Linked DNA regions of Homo sapiens: region 1 is linked to region 2. A link is an interaction called in ENCODE POLR2A ChIA-PET data of the cell type or tissue named here. Cell type or tissue: B cell. All regions are shown on one strand. Each heading gives the region's core, and the rest is flanking DNA. Links, peaks and the distances in the headings are about the cores only.

Region 1 (4,399 bases), core at 303-4,302, 98 kb after region 2:
ATGAGAACAACTGATTGCTTCCTGGAACAGGTAGTTTTAGAGCACTAGGAATGAAAATATGCTGGATTTTATTCTGGGTACTGAACAGGAACTGGGGCAGGAAATAGCTGTGGCTGAACCACTACCTGATAATAATCATAACATGATTAAATTTGACATTTAATGAGAGGAAGTAAAGGGAAAAGTGCATAGTATGCAGCTTTCCAGTTGCAAAAACAGTACAAGAAAGGGGCTGTTAAAAGTATATCTACAGAAATTTTAAAGACATGTAGGCATTCATATTTGTTGCATGAATGAAAGTACTTTTGTAAGACCTTTTGTATAGGATTTGTTACAGATACCAGAAAATTTATGAAAATTAGGTGGCACAAGTTTTGGTGCTCTGTAGACCTAGGTTCAAGTCCTGATACTGCCATCACTGGTTGTGTGACATTGGACTCATTATGTAATATTTTTGAGGTTCAGTTTTATTTATTCTTTAAATGGAGTTACCTACTTTGCGAGATTTTAAGAATTAAATGAGATAATGTATGTAAAGCACTTGACATATTCTTGATTTCTAAGACTAGCTCAAAAAGTGGTTGTTGCAGTTATTTGACTGAGTTGAACAGGCGTGTGTGTGTGTGTGTGTGTGTGTGTGTGTGTGTGTGTAGGTTTTAAAATAACAATTTCCAGATAGAATAAGAGAAGCCAGAAAATGGCAAACAAGCAAATAAAACCTTAAAGGGAGGCAATAGGATTCAACCGGCAGAGTTGAATAATCATTTTACCCACACAAAAGAAGGGAAAATATAGGAAGAGAGCTTCACATTATCAACTTTTTTCTGAAGAAAGTACATCAAACTCATTAAACCAGATGGAATGCATAAATAAGGTTTTGCTATTGGAAATGACAATGAAAAAAATAAATGAAGTAGGATTTCAGTGCTGTGAATTAAGTGTATAGGGAGAGGAACTTGTTTTCTCAAATCTCTTGACTACTTTCTTACTTATTTCTAAAATTCTTTGACAAGGAAAAGCTATTAATTGTATAGTTATGGGAATGCTTTAATGGCAAGTAATCCTGGGGGATAGAGCAAGCTGATTTATCTACACAGATTTCTTGTGTGTTCATTCCATATATCCCATTGTCTATTGTGTGTCTTTTGGGTGCTGAATGTATGAATATATCATTTGTTGAAAAATAAACCTATCTTCTTGTTCCTAAATCTATTTTACTCTTGTAGTCTCTGTCTTAATGAGGGGTTTTTTGTTTGTTTGTTTGTTTGATACGGAGTTTTGCTCTTGTTGCCCAGGCGGGAGTGCAGTGGTGCGATCTTGGCTCATTGCAACCTCCTTCTCCTGGGTTTAAGCAATTCTCCTGCCTCAGCCTTGCGAGTAGCTGGGATTACAGGTGCCTGTCACCGTGCCCGGCTAATTTTTGTATTTTTAGTAGAGATGAGGTTTCACCTTGTTGGCCAGGCTGGTCTTGAACTCCTGACCTCAGGTGATCCACCCACCTTGGCCTCCCAAACTGCTGGGATTACAGGCGTGAGCCACTATGCCCAACCTTAATGAGGGTTCTTTTAGTGTTCAAGCCAAGAGTCATGTGGTGTCCTTACTCTGTTCCTCTCCATATCTTTAATTGCCATTCAATCACTTCATCTGGTCCTCTATCTACTAATATCTATCTTTCAATCATGCCTCGTCCCAACACCCACAATTAAGAAAAAACAAAACAACCATTGGCACTTAGTTCAAACCCTCATTATTGTCCCCAAATTATTGTCATTTATTTCCTTTTAATTTAGCCTTATACGAATCAGTTCTTCCCACAGCTTCCTTCAGAATAATTTTGTTGAAATACCAACATACTGATATCAAAATTATATCCTCAGTGTCTGCACATGATAATTAATAAATATTTGATCCTTCCATGTATCTTAAACTTCAGACAATACTAAGTGACTTGCACATGTAGGCTTGGTAGGCTCTAGTTTTTCTTTGTGGGGAGGATTTTAACTGCAAATTCAATTTCTTTAGTAGATAAAGACTTAACTCAGTTTATTTCTTCTTGAATTAGCATTGATAGTTTGTATTTTCCTAGGAATCTGTTCGTTTAATGTAAAGTTGTTAAATTCATTGGCATAAAGTTACTCATGACATTTTCTTATTAATCTTTTTAATATCTGTAAGACATATAGTGCTGTCCTCTCTCTCTTTCTGACTCTGATGTCTTTTCTCTTTTCTCTCCTATTCTCCTGGCTAGAGGTTTATTGATCTATTTTATTGATCCTCTCAAAGAACCAGTTTTTCGTTTTCTATGTTGATTTTCTATCCTCAATTTGACTGGTTTCTATTCGTCTTTATTATTTTTGTTTCTACTGTTTATTTTGCATTTTATTTGCTCTTGATTTGCTAGAATCTTAAGTTGGAAGCTTAGCTCATAATTTGAAACATTTATTCTTCTGGAAAATGAGTGTTTAATTCTATAAAATTCTCCCCAAAATAGTGTTTTGACTACATCTCACGAATTTTGATATGTTTTCATTTTCATTGAAGTTCAGAATCCTTGATAAATTCCTTTGTGATTTCTTTGACTCCACTGGTTATTTAGAAGTATGTAGATGAGTTTCCAAATATTTGGGGATTTTTCAGATATTTTTTCCTTAGTTCTAACTTGATTTCGCTCTGGTCAAAGAACATACATTGTGTATTTTGAATCATTTTTAATTTATTGAGACTTGTTTTATGGCCCAGATTATGGTCTGCTTTGGCAAATGATTCATTCACACTTGAAAAGAATATTGGATGGAATAATTTATAAATGTCAAACAAGGTTGGGTGGAGTGGCTTACGCCTGTAATCCCAGCACTTTGGGAGGCCGAGGCAGGCGGGTCATTTGAGATCAGGAGTTCGAGACCAGCCTGGCCAACATGTTGAAACCTCGTCTCTACTAAAAATACAAAAAGTGGCAGAGCATGGTGGTGCGTGCCTGTAGTCCTAGCTACTCAGGAGCCTGAGGCAGAAGAATCCTTTGAACCTGGGAGGGGAGGTGGAGGTTGCAGTGAGATCGCACCATTGCACTCTAGCCTGGGTGACTCCATCTCAAAAAAAAAAAAAAGTCAAGTCAAGTTGGTTGATAGAATTGTTCTTCTATATATCCTTGTTGATTTTGTCTACTCGTTTTATCAATTTTTGAAAAAATGGTATTGAATCTCTATAAATGTGGACTTGCTGATTTCTCCTTGCGATTCTTTAAATTTTTGCATTATGTATTTTGAAGTTCTATTGCTAGGTGCATGCATATTTATGATTGTTATAATTACTTGGTCAATTGGATCCCTTTATCATTGTGAAATGGACCTCTTTAATCCTAGTAATATGTTTTGCTCTGAAATCTACTTTGTATAGCCATTCAGACTTTCTTTTCATTAGTGTTAACATGATATTTTTTTCCATCTTTTTACTTTCTACCTTTTTATGTTTATATTTAAGTGAGTTTCTGACAGATACACGTAAAAATAGGTCTTGCTTTTGGGTCTTGGGTCTTGCTTTTTAATATCCAGTTTCCTAATCTCTGCCTTTTAATTTAGACCATTTATATTTAATGTGATTATTGATATTATTGGGTTTAAGTCTATCGTCTTGCTATTTGTTTTTTGTTTCATCTGTTCTTTTTACCTTTTTTGGATTCTTTGAGTATTTTTATGACTTTATAACCTTTTTTGACTTGCCTATAGCTCTTTTTTCTTGTAGTTTTGTTTGTAGTAGCTAGTATACATCATCACAGTCTACTTTTGAGTAAAAAAACTACTTCATATATTTTATGAGAACCTTTTAACAGTATACTCTGTTTCCCCTTTCTGAAACTTTGTGCTGTTATTTGTGCTGTATATTATAAATCCCAAACAATATTGTTGATCTTTTGGCTTTAGTCAGTTCTCTTTTAAAGAGATTTAAACACACATACACACACATACATTTTATATACATATAATTTTTTAAAGACTCTTAGATTTGCCCCTTTTAAGGTTGAATAATATCCTGTCATATGTATGTACTGTTTTGTTCATCCATTGATGGACATTTGGGCTGCTTCCACCTCTTGCACATTGTGAATAGTGCTGCTATGAATATGAGTGTGTAAATATCTCTTTGAGACTCTGCTTTCAATTGTTTTGGATATATACACAGAAATGTGATTGTTGAATCTTATGATAGTTCTATTTTTAATCTTTTTGTACCATTTTACAGTTGCACCAACAGTGCACAAAGGCTCCAGTTGTTCCACATCTTCATCAATATTTATTTTCTGTTTTTTTTTTATGATAGCCATCCTAATGGATGTAAGGTGATATCTTGTGGTTTTGATTTGTACTTTTCTGATAATTAGTGATGTTGAGCATCTTTTTGTGTG
Region 2 (4,399 bases), core at 329-4,328:
TTGCCAGTCTAGATTCGCTTTTATATTTTCCAGATTAGCTCTTGTTAAAAAATTATTTTTAAAAATTGTGATAAAATACATGTACCTTGACTTTTTAATATGACATTGACTTTTTGAAGATACCAGTCCAGCATACCTGTTATCATGCAGATTTTCCTGTATTCATAATTTTTAAAATAATTGTCTTATTGTGGTGATATTTACTTTGTATTTCATGTAAATTGAAAGTTAACTATAAAGACTTGATTAAATTCGAGTTAAACAATTTTGGTGAGAGTGTTTCCTAGGTACTCATATTACGTTTGGATCAGGAGGCATACAGTCTTTAGATTGTCCCATTATTAATGATGCTAAATTTGATTACTTGATTGAGGTGACCACTAGGTCTCTCCATTGTAATGGTTTTTTTTTTTTTTTTTTTGTGATGGAGTCTTGCTCTGTTGCCCAGGCTGGAGTGCAGTGGCTCAATCTCGGCTCACTGCAGCCTCTGCCTCCCGGGTTCCAGTGATTCTCCTGTCTCAGCCTCCTGGGTAGCTGGGATTACGGGCGCATGCCACCATGCCCAGCTAATTTTTGTATTTTTAGTAGAGACAGGGTTTCACCATGTTGACCAGGCTGGTCTTGAACTCCTGACCTCAGGTGTTCTGCCTGCCTCGGTCTCACGATTACAGGCATGAGCCACCACGCCTGGCCTGTAATGGTTCATTTTTATATTTGCATTTAGCTTGTAATCTGTGGGGTGATGCTTTGTGAATATCCAATTCCCTAATTGTCTTTTACTTAATAACATTTTCTTTTTTGTTTTTTTCTGAGATGAAGTCTCACTTTGTCGCCAAGGCTGGAGTGCTGTGATGTGATCTTGGTTCACTGTAACCTCCACCTCCCAGGTTCAAGCGATTCCTGCCTCAGCCTCCCAAGTAGCTGGGATTACAGGTGCCTGCCACCATGCCCGCCTAACTTTTTTATTTAATGTTTTTTTTTTTTTGAGACGGAATCTTGCTTTTGTCGCCCATGGTGGAGTGCAATGGTGCGATCTTGATTCACTGCAACCTCCGCCCCCCAGGTTCAAGCGATTCTCCTGCCTCGGCCTCCTGAGTACCTGGGATTACAGACGCCTGCCACTACGTTGGGCTAATTTTTTGTATTTTTAGTAGAGATGGGGTTTCACCATGTTGTCCAGGCTGGTTTCGAGCTCCTGACCTCATGATCTGCCTGCCTTGGCCTCCCAAAGCTCTGGGATTACAGGCCTGAGCCACCGCGCCCAGCAACTTTTGTATTTTTAATAGAAACAGGGTTTTACCATGTTGGCCAGACTGGTCTCCCAACTCCTGACCTCAAGTGATCTGCCTGCCTCGACCTCCCAAAGTGCTGAGATTACAGGTGTGAACCACTAGGCCTGGCCTTAATGGTATTATATTGTTAATTATCCCAGCCTAACCATTTCATTGGGGGTTAAAGAATGATGCCAAATGATTTCTAAATATAAAATGAATTATTCTGGGGGGTGGGAAATTCAGTATAAATTGCTCCTCCTATGTCTAGTTTAAAATTTGGCAATCTATTTTGATTTCAGATACCAGAGTAAATACTGTAAGTTTATTGTTACCTGTATGGTCAGAATCTTTTGGTAAACTCTTTTATTGAATTCTTAATTCACCATAGTTTGAATTTTGGAAGGCCACTTGCACAGTGCTTGTAGATAAAGATTGATTGTAGTAGGGCAATTACAGTTGGTAATCTATTACAATATTGGCAACATGGCCAAAAATAAAAAAGCCCTGCCAGTTTTTAAATATAGCAAATATATATTAATGATACTGTGTATAATTTAGAATTATAATCTCTATTCCATAATGTCCTCTCTTGGCTAATGTAAATTAACTGTATACCCGTATGAATTCCCATTAAACTAGATTTTTTTTTTTTTTTTTTTGAAACAGAGTCTCACTCTGTCACCCAGGCTGGAGTGCAGTGGCGCGATCTTGGCTCATTGCGACCTCTGCCTCCCAGGTTCAAGTGATTCTCATGCCTCAGCCACCCAAGTAGCTGGACTTACAGTTGTGTGCCACCACGCCCAGCTAATTTTTGTATTTTTAGTAGAGACAGGGTTCCACCATGTTGACCAGACTGGTCTTGAATGCCCGACCTCAAGTGATCCATCTGCCTTGGCTTCCCAAAGTGCTGGGATTATAGGCTTGAGCAACCGTGTCTGGCCTTGAACTAGATTTTATAAAGTCCTTCAGAGCAGGTATTGTTTTAGTGATCATTTATGACCTTTCCTTTACTCTCAATGATTAATCTGAAGAAAAAATATATAATACCTTTTTATTAAGAAATTAATTTTATCAGCCATCTTTGCATTGCATATTTAAGTAGCTACTTTTGTTAGCTTTTTTTATAGAAGAGTATATATTTCCTGTAGATATTTAACTCAGAGCCACTTTCACTGGTTTGTCATTGGAGCAATGTATAGAAAGCAGATGTCCTGGGATAATATTCTGGTTGAATTAGTGATGAATTTTATATCTTAAAGGAGTAAATGTTCACTATTACTCAATTTTCTCATTTGATAATAATGAAAGTACCAAAATTTGTAAACTTTGTCAAGCACTTCTTTCTTTTTTTAAATTATAGATGACTGGCATCTATATCAAGCACTTTCGAGATAGGTCATAAGCTTATGCAGTGAGTACTTGGGTGCACCATGAGCTGGGATATGAGCTCTTTGAGGACAGAAACAATAATAATAATAGCTAAAATGTATAGACCTGTACTCAGCACTTTACATATACTGTGGTTTTATATAATTTTCACAAGTCCTTTAAAGTTTAATTAGATATTAGCCTTTCATAAATACTGTATGGAAGTTCAGAAAATTTAAATATAAAATAAGTTGTAAATCTAGGTTTCAGATCTTTAGATAGTCTGATTTCAGAGCCCCAGTTCTCAAATACCTTGCAAACTTTGTTAAATTTGTTTTTAAGTCACCTTCATCCAGAATCGTACTTTGCGTTGTGAGACTACCAAATGAATGAACTGGGTTTTGGAGGAAGAGTAGAATTTAGGTAAATGGAGATGATGGAGACAGGCTTGTTTGGGGTAGGGGGTGGGATGGTGTGAATAAGATTGTAGAGGCAGGAGGGTGCGTGGTGTGTTCGGTGGTGTGTGAAGAGAACCACTGGCTAAGATTGATGCTTTTGTACGGAATTGGAAGTTAAGATGGCATGGCAGTTGAAAGTTGGCCACAGTGTGCCTTCCTTTTGCCAGGATGAGACTATTTTTTTTTTTTTTTGAGATAAGTCTCGCTCTGTCACCCAGGCTGGAGTGCAGTGGCATGATCTCGGCTCACTGCAAGCTCCGCCTCCTGGGTTCATGCCATTCTCCTGCCTCAGCCTCCGGAGTAGCTGGGACTACAGGCGTCCGCCACCGCGCCTGGCTCATTTTTTTGTATTTTTAGTAGAGACGGGGTTTCACGGTGTTAGCCAGGATGGTCTCGATCTCCTGACCTTGTGATCCACCCGCCTCGACCTTCCAAAGTGCTGGGATTACAGGCGTGAGCCACCGCGCCCAGCCGAGTTCAGACTATTTTGTGGGCAACAGCAAGACATGGTTTTTTAGGAGGGTGATAATATATTCAAATTGGTATTTTAGCAGTCATAACTTTGGCATTGTGTAGGATGGATTGGCTGAGGGAAGAATTGGAGACAGATATTGAAGACTACTGTATTAGTTAAATGAAGTGATTTTACTGATAAAATGATTGGTATACTTGGACATGGCAAGGAAAACCTAGAGAGAAATATATGATAAAGCATCTTGATTATTGAATATGTAGCAAGAAAGAAGGATTCATAGATATTTTCATGGCTTCAGATGAAGAGAATAAGCATATCACTGAAGAATTGAGAGTTGGCCCACAGAACTGAGTTTGAAATGTAGGCAGGTACCTTATATTAGAGTTTTGTTATCAGATAGAACTCAAAATTAGTGGTGAGTCAGTGGTAAGGGTTAAAAATAACTGCTCGACATAGAAGGGATTCTGTTTGTGTGTGTGTGTGTGTGTGTGTGTGTGTGTGTGTGTGTGTGTGTATGTATGTGTATGTGTATGTGTGTCTGCCTGCCTGTGTGGAGGGGACCCTTTTAGAACTCTCCTTACAGTGGCAGATAGCAGTAGTTATTTTTTTCTTTTCTTTTTTTTTGAGACAGAGTCTTCCTGTGTCACCCAGGCTGGAGTGCAGTGGCACAATCTTGGCTCACTGCAACCGCCACCTCCTGGGTTCAAGTGATTCTCCTGCCTCAGCCTCCCAATTAGCTGGAATTACAGGCACCCACCACTACGCCTGGCTAATTTTTGTATTTTTAGTAGAGCTGGGGTTTCACCATAATGGCCAGGCTGGTC

The links. ChIA-PET counts read pairs that join two places held together with the same protein. Peaks named below come from ENCODE experiments on the same cell type or tissue, not always from the same donor. Only the 100,000 strongest peaks of a DNase experiment are listed, where the experiment ranks them.
Region 1: POLR2A ChIA-PET joins it to region 2 with 8 read pairs; 14 of 35 experiments call an interaction of 5 or more read pairs at or near these places.

What each region holds. Positions count from the first base shown.
Region 1 is chr7:77,803,076-77,807,474 of GRCh38, forward strand. The region is part of intron 1 of PHTF2 (putative homeodomain transcription factor 2); the gene reads left to right. Among named protein-coding and RNA genes, the nearest start is that of PHTF2, 6.5 kb to the left of the region's middle. In B cell, for the core only: no CTCF peak of the experiment used is centred there; no DNase peak of the experiment used is centred there; H3K27ac peaks cover 2,178 bases.
Region 2 is chr7:77,705,109-77,709,507 of GRCh38, forward strand. The region is part of intron 1 of RSBN1L (round spermatid basic protein 1 like); the gene reads left to right. Among named protein-coding and RNA genes, the nearest start is that of RSBN1L, 11 kb to the left of the region's middle. In B cell, for the core only: no CTCF peak of the experiment used is centred there; no DNase peak of the experiment used is centred there.